Linked DNA regions of Homo sapiens: region 1 is linked to region 2. A link is an interaction called in ENCODE POLR2A ChIA-PET data of the cell type or tissue named here. Cell type or tissue: PC-9. All regions are shown on one strand. Each heading gives the region's core, and the rest is flanking DNA. Links, peaks and the distances in the headings are about the cores only. Region 1 overlaps GALNT15 (polypeptide N-acetylgalactosaminyltransferase 15). Region 2 has its middle 110 kb from the start of GALNT15.

Region 1 (2,917 bases), core at 199-2,698, 170 kb after region 2:
AAAAGCCCGCCAGCAGTGGCGTTTTGACCAGATCAATGCTGTGGATGAACGATGAATGTCAATGTCAGAAGGAAAAGAGAATTTTGGCCATCAAAATCCAGCTCCAAGTGAACTTAAAGAGCTTATATATTTCATGAAGCTGATCCTTTTGTGTGTGTGCTCCTGGTGTTAGGAGAGAAAAAAGCTCTATGAAAGAATATAGGAAGTTTCTCCTTTTCACACCTTATTTCATTGACTGCTGGCTGCTTTAAAAAAAAAAAAAAAGGATCCATTGTACCGTTGTCTTCATCACTGGGAAATGATTATTACATAGTACAGAAGATTCTTTGTTTTTCTCCACTGAGCACTTAACAATTGCTTTCTCTCTGGCCTGGACATTCTCTGGCAGCACCTCCAGGATACATAAATTCAATGGATCAATTTATTTGTCTTCAAATGGCCTTAACTTGGATTGTCTGTTTGGCCAACCATGAAAATTAAAGAGTGAAGCAGATGTAATGGCCTGACATTCCAAAAACTCTGAATTGGGTTTATTAGCACAAATGTTGTGTTCATTTGTTGAGCCATATCTCAGAAGAAGGAAAGGGAGCTACAGAAAGGAGGTTTAGGATTGCAGAGAAGATGCAAGAGCACTTTGGCCCAATTCTCCAGCTCAACCCAGCAGCTGAAAAGCTTCAAGAGATCTAGGAAAAGACATTTTCATGTTAATGAGAATTTCCACCATTGTAGAGAATTTCCTTCCTACTGAGAATCTACCTCTATTCCCCCTGCCCTAGCTCTTCTCTAACTTGGTTAACCATAACCATAACCAGATTCCCTTGCAATCGATTTCTCTTTAGTCGTTGGTGTTAGAAGTACCAGCACAATTTGAGCATTCCCATTAACAAAGGTGTTCACAGTTGAGAAACTCTCCTGCCGGGCGCGGTGGCTCATGCCTGTAATTCCAGCACTTTGGGAGGCAGAGTTGGGAGGATCACCTGATGTCAGGGGTTTGAGACCAGCCTGGTCAACATTGCAAAACCTTGTCTCTACTAAAAATACAAAAATTAGCTGGGCATGGTGGCGCATACCTGTAATCCCAGCTACTTGGGAGGCTGAGGCAAGAGAATCGCTTGAACCCAGGAGGCAGAGGTTGCAGTGAGCTGAGATCATGCCATTGCACTCCAACCTGGGTGACAGAGTGAGACTCCATCTCAAAAAAAAAAAAAAAGAGAGAAACTCTCCTGATGCCCTGTTACAGGGTTTGCACTGACTGGAGCAGAAACAGCAACCTTTCTAAAAAAGCAAACCTTTTTCCTGGGAGGAAAATGCCAGAGCCTGAGCCAAAATTCTTATGACAGGTAACATTTGGGTGTTAATGTCCATGAGAGCTGACAGGGCCATCTCTGAGCCCATATAACTGTCTGGAACCCCCAAATGTGTCCACAGGTTGAATGTCCATGAGTGTGGGAAGAACACGGCTCATCTGGAGCACAGCTGAGGCTAGTAAGAGCTAAATGACTTTCCTTGCTATGACTTGGCTTACCTGAATTAGCTGTAAGAGTTGCCGAATGGGATGGGTTCTGCTATTTAATAAACAGCATTCATATTCATTTTTCCCCAGATGGAGTTACCTACCTTTCCACATGGTCAGCTTAGAAATCTTCCCCTAAAGATGCTAATCTCCTTTGGGCTGTCTCAGAACACAGTATCCTTCAAATAAGAAAAACTGAGTGGGAAGTGCAGTGTTTCCAAACAATACCTATCATAACTACGTATTCATTGTCTACCTGCTAAGTCAAGGGTTCACTGCATTTCTCCTTCCTCAGAATACACTCTGGACCTGTGCTGTCTAATATGGTAGCCACTAACAAAATGTGGCCATTTTGATGGAAATCCATTAAAATCAAAGAAAATTTAAAACTCAATTCCTCAATTGGGCTGGCCACATTTCAAATGCTCACTACCCACCTGTGGCTAGGGTCTACTTCTACTGTATTGGCGAGCATGGATATAGAACATTTCATCACAGTTCTGTTGGACCAATCTAGATAGATTCATTATCCCATCTAGAGAAGAGACTTTAGTCACTGTCTTCTTGCTTCAGACCCATCTATATTTAAAACAAATTTCCCTAAATCCTGAGACTGAGACGGAGCTACAAATTCTCAGATGGCGACCGTGTAAATGGTATTAGCGGCTGAAGAAAAAAAATTTTTCAAGACCTCTGTTTTTTAACTGAACTTTATCATTGGCATTGTGGGTCTTTGAAGTTGCTGGGATAAATTAATATAATTAAATAAAAGACTGAATTTAATTGCATAAATTGTATTAGGTGGCAATTAACAAAAGGACCCAGATGGCTTATTGCCTAATTGGGTGAACAAAGCAAGAATATGGTGTTTCTTGCTTCCTTAACCAGCTCCATGATTTATTACTTTATTGCAGAAGTGGCTGTCAACTCAGTCCCTGGCTGGTATTTACAGACCCTTAATTTAAGTAAAACAGATGCCTCCATTTAGTTCTAGAAGGACCTTCTCCTTTAGTGTAACCAAGTGTTCAAATTCCCTTCTTCTCTATGAACTCAGCATTCATTTTATCCATAATGATCAATTTAAAAGTAGAGAAACTTGTCAGTTGAGAGATCTGATTCCCAAGAGATTGGTTTCACTTGTCTACCTGAATTTTGTGATTGGATTTTGTTGTTCGTTTTTTAAGATTGAATTTTGTTACCACCCCCACCAAGTTCATCATCATTATTAACTATACCACTGGGGAGAACAGAGAGAAGTGTCCGGCCAGCAGTCTAGAGTCCCACACTCTTCATGCTGTATTACAACAGTAAGAGCAGATATCCTTCCTGGAGAGTGCCTGACCTGTTTCCTCTTTGGTTTTAATGCCATAGATCCCACTGGAAAATTCAGAATTCCAACTAACA
Region 2 (2,917 bases), core at 302-2,801:
AAAAGACATACATTTCTTTTCACATGGATTACAGGGAAGAGGAGAGCTATAGTCATACCAGAATAATTCACTCATAAGAAAATTCAGTCAGGGCCCCCAGATCTGACAGAGAGGGAACAGCATATTAAAACAGAAAACTAGAAGAAAGCAGGATTCAGGATTTAAAAATAGCAGGCCATAAAAAGTACAGATGAAGGGCTGCCCAGTATGACCACTATCATGCTAGAATTTGTCTGCCTCTTACTATCTTTGTGGTCTTCTCTGTGCCTTAGCTTTTCATCTATGAAATAGGAATAATGAAAGTAACTACTTCATCAGGCTGTTCAGAGGATTGAATGAGTTGGTGTGTGTCAAGTGCTGGGAAGAGTGTCTGGCACATTGTAAGCAGTGTATGCGTGTTAGCTTAGTGGTGCCTCTAGAAGGGAGCACCATACTTAACTATCTGCCTGGTATTTCTGACTCCACCACTGTGATGGTTTTGTATTGTGTCAACTTAGCTACTAGAACTACATTTCCCAGAATTCCTTCCCCTGTATGGTCTAGATTAGGAGTGCCATGTGAGGAATCTGCGTGAGATTTGGAAGGTGAATGTGGAGCATCAGCCATCACTGTCTGGAGGTCGGTGTCGGACACAAGGGGCTGCTGCAGTCTTCACTCATCACGGACCTACACAGGGCAGCAGCTGGGCCTGCACCTCCTCTCCTCCTTCTGGACCTCCTCCTGTAGCTGCTCTGGCCAGGAGTGTGTGTCACTCCATGATGGAGGATCCCAGCTTGCGGGTCACCGATGTGGTTGAGATTGAGATGGTAGAAGACAGATATGACTTGCAGTTGGTCCCTGTGGATTTCAGTTGGTCCTTATGGATTCCTCTTTGTCTTCACAGATTTTCGTTTTCCTTGCTTTTTTGCACTTCATGCCCAGCTTTCCATCCAAACAGCCTGGCCTGCTGACCCATAGCAACTTCAGGATTGGCCCACCAAATGCAGAGGGAACAGCCTTGCACAGACATCTCCACCAGCTCCCATCATGACTCCAGGTCCAATCTCTATTGCAAATCTGTGTTTTTCTACATCATTCATCGTGGTCATGCTTCCTTGATTGAACCTTGCCTGATACATCCCCCACCACATTGCTCTGTGAGTTGGATATAAGACAGTGGTACCACTGAAAGCTCAAGGTTCTTTTTAACACATTTTGCATTTACTATAACTCTAAGCATTTTGGCTCCCAACTGCCACCCTTTGCCTTCTCTCTATTTCCCCAGAACTTCTCTGTGGGAGGACTTTGAGCAATAAGGAAAGAGTATTGACTGCTGAAATTCCACAGAAAAAATATCCAATTTCTTTCTTCAGCACAGTGATGGGTGGGGTTAACCACAGATTTGTCATCAGATTTTAAAATCAAAGCAGTAAGATTTTCCTAAAAATAAATGAAAAAGAAAAAGAATTCTATTTACCTCAATATTGCTATTTTCACAATTTCCTAGAACAAGTTGTACGGAGTAATACAAATGCTAAGAAGGTGGGTCCAAATGAAATACAGAATTCATAATAAGAGGATGTTGTTACTCAGAAGAAGGACAACCCAGTGTGCTTTGAGATGGTATTGCAGCAATGAAAACAAGCTCAATGTCCATGTCAGATAAACAATTGTCGTCACAGCTCTGGAAGTTTGGGAAGTGACTCATCTTCAGGAATGGGCAGTGAGTGAAGACAACTGTTTACCTCAGCCCTTTGGTGGTTGACACAAACATTCTTTTCTTCCCCTGTGACTTGGCCACTGGGAGATGCTGTTGCAGCCACGTGCATCGGCACCCCAGCTTCCACCACATAGATGCTCACCTCTCCTGCCCCGTGATGCCTTACACTCTCTGCCCTCAGGTTCTTACTGTCCTTAGGGGTGGAAAATCTCTAAAATCAGTGGATTTCCTGGTAAATGGGGGAGAAAATAATTCAGGAAGCCTCTCCTTGCAAGGAGGGACCATTGTTAGGAACTTTTGGTCTGAGATGCTATGGCTGAGTCCAGGGGGGCAACAAAGAACAGACCAGTTCCAAACTCGATCAGCTAGCAAAAAAAAAAAAAAAGAAAAAAAAGAAAGGGACTAAAGGGGGTGTAGAGACTCTGGTGGAGGCAGGGCAGAGCCAAAATCAGGGAGAGGATCCTCCCCTGTCAGTGGGAGGTAGTGATTGCTGGAGTCAGGGCCACAGCAAGGTCAGGGATGGAGGAATGGAGAATTCATGCAGGAGAAGCTTGGCTGGAGCTGCAGTGAATCAGAGGGTGCATCACCAGCAGGGCTCTGGCTAGCTGCACTGTTGTCTTTTTCTGCTTTATCTGAGTTGTTTCATTACCAGGACCCAGAATTTCTACTGCTATAGCCATAGAGGGCTGACTGCTCAGGAAGCAGGGTGGCAGTGGAGGCATGTCATCCAGAGAAGTGCACATCCTTGCACCAGGACACATGAACAACAATGTTCACAGTGGCATTGCTCATAATAGCTCCAAATGAGAAACTAACCAAACGACATCAACGTCAGAATGGATCAAGAAATGGTGGTATATTTATAAGTAAACTGCAGCTGTTTATACAGTGGAATACTATATTCATTTCCTAGGGCTGCCATAACAAATTAGTACAAACTGTGTGGCTTAAAATAACAGGAATTTATCATTTCACAATTGAGGAGGCTAGAAGTGTAAAATCAAGGTATCAGGAGGGTTGGTTCCTTCTGGAGGTTCTCGGGGAGAATCTGCTCCATGCCTGTCTCCCAGCTTCTGGTCTTTGCCTGCAATCCTTGGCATTCCCTGGCTTGTAGCTGTCATCACTCCCATCTCTGCCCCCATCTTCACATGGTACTCTCCCTGTTTCTCTCAATGTCTTCACATGAACATCTTATAAAGACAACAGTCATCAGATTAA

The links. ChIA-PET counts read pairs that join two places held together with the same protein. Peaks named below come from ENCODE experiments on the same cell type or tissue, not always from the same donor. Only the 100,000 strongest peaks of a DNase experiment are listed, where the experiment ranks them.
Region 1: POLR2A ChIA-PET joins it to region 2 with 12 read pairs; 6 of 35 experiments call an interaction of 5 or more read pairs at or near these places.

The regions. Positions count from the first base shown.
Region 1 is chr3:16,227,446-16,230,362 of GRCh38, forward strand. GALNT15 (polypeptide N-acetylgalactosaminyltransferase 15) reads left to right here. Exons shown (of 10, transcript NM_054110.5): 10 at 1-2,720. The coding sequence ends at 55. Among named protein-coding and RNA genes, the nearest start is that of DPH3, 36 kb to the right of the region's middle. In PC-9, for the core only: no CTCF peak of the experiment used is centred there; no DNase peak of the experiment used is centred there.
Region 2 is chr3:16,058,821-16,061,737 of GRCh38, forward strand. No RefSeq gene overlaps it. Among named protein-coding and RNA genes, the nearest start is that of GALNT15, 110 kb to the right of the region's middle. RefSeq lists an enhancer at 831-2,030. In PC-9, for the core only: no CTCF peak of the experiment used is centred there; DNase peaks (open chromatin) are centred at 1,711 and 2,261; H3K4me3 peaks cover 272 bases; H3K27ac peaks cover 2,500 bases.